Linked DNA regions of Homo sapiens: region 1 is linked to region 2. The links are chromatin loops, found by intact Hi-C in ENCODE. Cell type or tissue: OCI-LY7. All regions are shown on one strand. Links, peaks and the distances in the headings refer to the core of each region. The heading gives the core; the rest is flanking DNA.

Evidence for each region. Hi-C counts contacts between places; a loop is a spot of excess contacts. Peaks named below come from ENCODE experiments on the same cell type or tissue, not always from the same donor. Only the 100,000 strongest peaks of a DNase experiment are listed, where the experiment ranks them.
Region 1: it touches region 2 in a loop (4-fold over the local background); 2 of 110 quality-filtered maps call a loop at or near these places.

Annotation. Positions count from the first base shown.
Region 1 is chr13:24,726,672-24,729,591 of GRCh38, reverse strand. All of the region lies in intron 3 of LOC105370118 (a long non-coding RNA gene), which reads left to right. Among named protein-coding and RNA genes, the nearest start is that of RNF17, 36 kb to the left of the region's middle. In OCI-LY7, for the core only: a CTCF peak has its summit at 1,416 (motif pointing right); a DNase peak (open chromatin) is centred at 1,391.
Region 2 is chr13:24,019,189-24,022,108 of GRCh38, reverse strand. It overlaps a transcript of SPATA13 not described here. Among named protein-coding and RNA genes, the nearest start is that of C1QTNF9B, 120 kb to the right of the region's middle. In OCI-LY7, for the core only: a CTCF peak has its summit at 1,601; a DNase peak (open chromatin) is centred at 1,608.

The DNA.
Region 1 (2,920 bases), core at 156-2,655, 710 kb before region 2:
GTTTATTGGTAATTTAGGCTTTTGTATTATTACTTGCCTTTTGGGTTGTCTCTTACAGTTTTGTAGCTATTATTTATTTATTTTAGATCCCATTGCAAATATACTCTTCCAGGCTATGACTTGCTTTTTAACTTTGTTTATATCTCTTATTGTCGAAAGATGTTTTATTTTTCTATGGTATTTTCATTAAGATTTACGATTTTCAAGTATGGTTTGAGAAATCCTTTCTGATTCATTGTATTTATTTTCCATAATTTGTTTTGTATTCCATTCCATGTTTATTCCATAAATATCTTCCATATTTGTTCTCTTCCATAAGCTTTGTTGCCTTCTTTTCCTGTTTAAAATTCAGCTTTGTTGTTGTTAGTATTTTTGCAGGAGTGGGGTGCTGTTGGGTGCAATAGAAAACTCAAGAGCCCACTAATTGATACAGACAGGGTCATGAACCTTGATTTACCTTTTACACATTGCTGTAGTGCCATCTCAAAACATGGAGGGAGAGAGAGAGACAGACAGACAGACAAGCATAGATATTCTATGATGGCATTTTATTGGGTTGTTTTTTTTTTTTTTTTTTTTTGAGATGGAGTCTCGCTCTGTCACCCAGGCTGGAGTGCAGTGGCGCAATCTCGGCTCACTGCCACCTCTGCCTCCCAGGTTCACGCCATTCTCCTGCCTCAGCCTCCAGAGTAGCTGGGACTACAGGCGCCCGCCACCATGCCTGGCTAATTTTTTTGTATTTTTAATAGAGACGGGGTTTCACCATGTTAGCCAGGATGGTCTCGATCTCCTGATCTTGTGATCCGTCCACCTCGGCCTCCCAAAGTGCTGGGATTATAGGCGTGAGCCACCGCGCCTGGCCATTTTATTGTGGTTTTTAATAAAGGCTCAAGTATATTTTAACTTTGAGCCTGTTTTTGTTTTAATAAAACCTTGCATTTACCATTTTTCTTCTAGATTTACTGAAAGTATCAGGTGGTAATTAAAATAATTTATAGTCTGGGTGTGGTGGCTCATGCCTGTGATCACAGCATTTGGGAGGCCGAGGCGAGTGGATCACCTGAGGTCTAGAGTTTGAGACAAACCTGGCCAACATGGTGAAACACCATCTATACTAAAAAAAAAATATACAAAAAATTAGTCGGGTGTGGTGGCGGGCACCTGTAATCCCAGCCACTCGGGAGGCTGAGAAGGGATAATCGCTTGAACCCGGGAGGTGGAGGTTGCAGTGAGCCAAGATCGTGCCATTGCACTCCAGCCTGGGCAACAAGAACGAAACTCCGTCTCAAAATAATAACAATAATAATAATAATTTATAATACAGCACTCTCAGCATATACAGCATGTGCTCACATGTCAGACCACAGATGGCAGCAGGGAGAACTTAGCACCAGCCAGCATGACACAGTCTCAAAACACACCAGAGGGCGCCAGACCCACACCAAACCATTTTTTTTTTTTTTTTTTTTTTGAGACAAAGTCTCTGTTGCCAGGCTGGAGTGCAGTGGCGCGATCTTGGCTCACGGCAAACTCCACCTCCCAGGTTCAAGCAGTTCTCCTGTCTCAGCCTCCTGAGTATCCGGGACTACAGGTGCACTCTGCCAAGCCCAGCTAATTTTTTGTATTTTATTAGAGACGAGGTTTCACCGTGTTGCACAGGCTGGTTTCAAACTCCTGAGCTCAGGCAATTCGCCCGCCTCGGCCTCCCACAGTGGTGGGATTGCAGGCGTGAGCCACCGCGCCCAGCCACCAAACGATATTAGTAGTTTGGTTTTTGCAGTTAGTTTTTGAAGGTAGTTTTCAAGTCCTTTGCCACTTTGCCTCTGACCTTTCTATCCTTAGTCACTAAAAGCAGAGGTGAGCAGTGAAAAGGTTCAAGCTGTTCTCCATACATGTTTCAGAGGAGGTGGAATACCCAACTCTATGACGAAGTGGCTGGCTTTTTTCTTAGAAATTATAGGGCAGTGGAGTAGGAATGACTTTTAGAAATTCCAGAATCCCACCTCCTCGTTTAGGATGGGACAGCTGAAGCTAAGAACCACTCTAACCTTCTTGGGATTGAGCAAGAGCCCTGGGGGTCCTGATTTTCAGACATGCTCCTGCACTTAAAAACTCTTGCTTTGGGAATTACAACAGAGAAGGACTACACAAACATGAATTTTTGGATAAATGGAGAGATACTATTGCTGCTTCAGGCCAGATTTGAGGACCTTTTGTAGATCAGCAAACTTCAAACTTGCTGCTATGAGGAGTTAGGGGACAAGACAGGGGCTACTATTTTTTCTTGAGAAATAGCCCCATATTAAGCTCTGGGACATTATAACTAAAAGTTGGGTAGGTGACCTGCAGAGCCTGAGGACATGTGCCCTGTGAGCCTCCCTACGTGGGGGGCAGAGCATTAGGACCCACCCACTGTCCTCTCCCTCACTCCTTCAGGACTCCAACACTAGCCCTCACTGACCCTTCCTCCATCCATTCATCAGAGGCCTTCTCCATCTGCCTGTCAGGGTGGAGGACTGCTCTCCTGACCAAGCAGGATGTGGGCGACAGGTAGAGAGCTCAGACACCTCCAGCTTAAAAATCTCTTTCTTGGAGAGGCTGCAGATGTTCCAGCCCTGGAGGTTCTGATTCAGGAGGTTGGAGATGGAGCCCAGGCCAGTGTCCTTTTACAGCTGTCCTGGTGCTGGATGTGCCTGGACTGCATCCTGCATTGAGAGAGAGCTTGCCTTGCCTTACAGAGTTGAGGCTGCATCTTCTGACTCCTCGGTGTTTCACGTGCATTTCTCTAGTTCCTTCCATTCCCTGGCATACATTCACTGCTGCGAGCATCAGGGTTTCTCCTTCCAAAAACATGAAGCTGTAGACACTGTGAAACAATATCTATGTTTCCAGGGATTGCGTTTGTTTGCACTGAGGCAAG
Region 2 (2,920 bases), core at 205-2,704:
ATTGCACTCCAGCCTTCAAGAGATAGAGCAAGACTCCATTTGAAAAAAAAAAAAAAAGAAAGAAAAGAGAAAAGAAACATTAAGATTTTCCAACAACTGGCCGGGCGCAGTGGCTCACGCCTGTAATCCCAGCACTTTGGGAGGCCGAGGCAGGCAGATTACGAGGTCAGGAGATCGAGACCATCCTGCCTAATACGGTGAAACCCCATCTCTACTAAAAATATAAAAAATTAGTCAGGCGTGGTGGCGGGCGCCTGTAGTCCCAGCTACTCGGGAGGCTGAGGCAGGAGAATGGTGTGAACCCGGGAGGTGGAGCTTGCAGTGAGCCAAGATCATGCCGCTGCACTCCAGCCTGGGCGACAGAGTGAGACTCCATCTCAAAAAAAAAAAAAGATTTTCCAACAACCTTCACAGAGTATGACTTCAATTAACATCTGGTGAATAATGCCCAATGCACGGCGTATACAGTCACAGATTAAGAGATCATTTGGTCAAATTTTGACGTTCAAAACAATTAGAGACAAGTCAGTCCTTGGGCATTTATGTTTGAGTACAATGCAGCCCAACCTAGCTTTTCAGCCTGATACTGGTTTTTAATTTTTATATTTTTTGTTAAGAGACAAGGTCTCGTTCTGTCACCCAGACTGGAGTAGAGTGGTACAATCATAGCTCACTGTAGCCTCAAACTCCTGGGCTCAAGTGATCCTCCTGACTCAGCTTCCAAAGTAGCTGGGACTACAGGTGCAACTCACTGTCTGCCCTATGCCTGATATTCTCTTAATCATCTTTATGCAAGCTATGCTTTGAGCAAACAGGCATCTTCAGGATTCTCCAAACTTTCTTTCCTTATGCTGTGCTCCGCACTTGGAATACTCCCCATTCTCTGTCAACTCCCAGAAATGCTCCAGCCCTTCTTAGAGGCCAGCTCCTCTCTCCTGCCTCTCCTAATACCTTCCTTTCTGTGGAAACTCAATATACCTTCCTTATATATTGTGTTCTACTTTATAATGCAGGTGTGCACACACAGACATGCACATGTTTATGAGCCACTCCAATTATTTATTTATTGAGATGGAGTCTCAATCTGTCACACAGGCTGGAGTGCAGTGTCTCGATCTAGGCCCTGTGCAACCACCGCCTCCTGGGTTCAAGCAATTATCTGCCTCAGCCTCCTGAGTAGCTGGGATTATAGGCACCCACCACCATGCCCAGCTAATTTTTGTATTTTTAGTAGAGACCGGTTTTCACCATCTCGGCCAGGCTGGTCTTGAACTCGTGACCTTGTGATCCACCCACCTCAGCCTTCCAAAGTGCTGGAATTATAGGCATGAGTCATCTCGCCCGGCCCAAATTATTTATTTTTATGCCCACTTTTAGCATAAAGTGCCTTGTAAATAACATGTACTAAAAAGTATTCATTGAATTTAACTGAAATGTCTCTTAATTAACTGCATAACTTCTGCTTTAATAGAAATGAAAATCATACTACTGCTTATTACAATGTAAGTTAAATTTTATAGATGGATTATCTGAATAGTTTAGCCTGATGGACTGTTAAAGGTTAAATACAATTCGTTTAAGGTTCAACAGCTCCCTCTCACGGCCTCTGAGGGAAACTGGGTTTGTGGGCCAAGAATGGTTTCCAACTCAAATGGATTGTGAATCTGCTTTTAAAATACTAATATATTCTACTTAAGCATTAATGAAAAATTTGATTAAGGTTAAAAAACAAAAAAGTTTTCATAAAGTCACATGTACACAGCACTATATTTTTGCCTTTTTCATAACTTAGAACAATGTCAACTGCATATTGGTTAGAAGTTCAAGCACTCTAACTATAAAATGAAATGCTTAAGTTTGAAATGGAACAGTTTAAAACAAGGAACTAAGTAAAATACCAAAACATTAAAACACACAGATCTCAAAAAAATCCAAATTCCTCAAGTCATCATCCCAAATGTTGGTGTGTTTCATGCCAACAGGGAGAAGCTGTATGCAGCTGGTTAAGTCTGGCTGTCGGTGAGGCTTGGTGCTCTGAGGTGGACTTCCTAAGATAGAAGCTGGAGTCCGCACCTCACACAATGAGTGCAATAAAGATAGAGCTTAAAGGTAAGCTTCAATAAACGTAGATGTCTGAATTCTGACATGGGGGCAAAGAGGTGTGGCTGGCCTGAAAACCACAGAAAGACTCCAGGGCGAGAGAGATGAGACTCCTAACCCTACCAGTCTTCACTGGCATGTTGAAATCTATGCCTGTGAACGCTAATGTGACCTCACTGATAATAGAAGCTTTTCCTAAACACCAAATGATTCTCTACCCTTGGACTCCCATTGCTCTACAGAGCCCTAAGCTGCCTAGGATTCCAACGAGTATTTCAAAATGTCATTTTTTTTTTAGCAGTCCTATTTTATTTTTTAAATAAAATCTGACCTCAGAGAAGCATTATCATTAATGATATTTATTCTAATTATAAAGTACACACAAGAGGAAGAAAGAGAATGCACTAGTAATATTCTGCTCAAGAAAAGTTTCCTAGCTATTTAGCATGTGATATTAAAAATGCTTTAAAATACACATAAATATTTGGCTAGGTAATGGATCTGTAAGTTCACAAACAAAACATAATTACAAAAGTATGCAGAAATTTTAACTAGCTCCACTGCTATCAAACCATACAGTATAAAACTATATACTGTTTTTCTTTTATAAATAAGAATCATGGCCGGGTGTGGTGGCTCACGCCTGTAATCCCAGCACTTTGGGAGGCCGAGGCGGGCGGATCACGAGGTCAGGAGATCGAGACCATCCCGGCTAAAACGGTGAAACCCCGTCTCTACTAAAAATACAAAAAATTAGCTGGGCGTAGTGGCGGGCGCCTGTAGTCCCAGCTACTTGGGAGGCTGAGGCAGGAGAATGGCG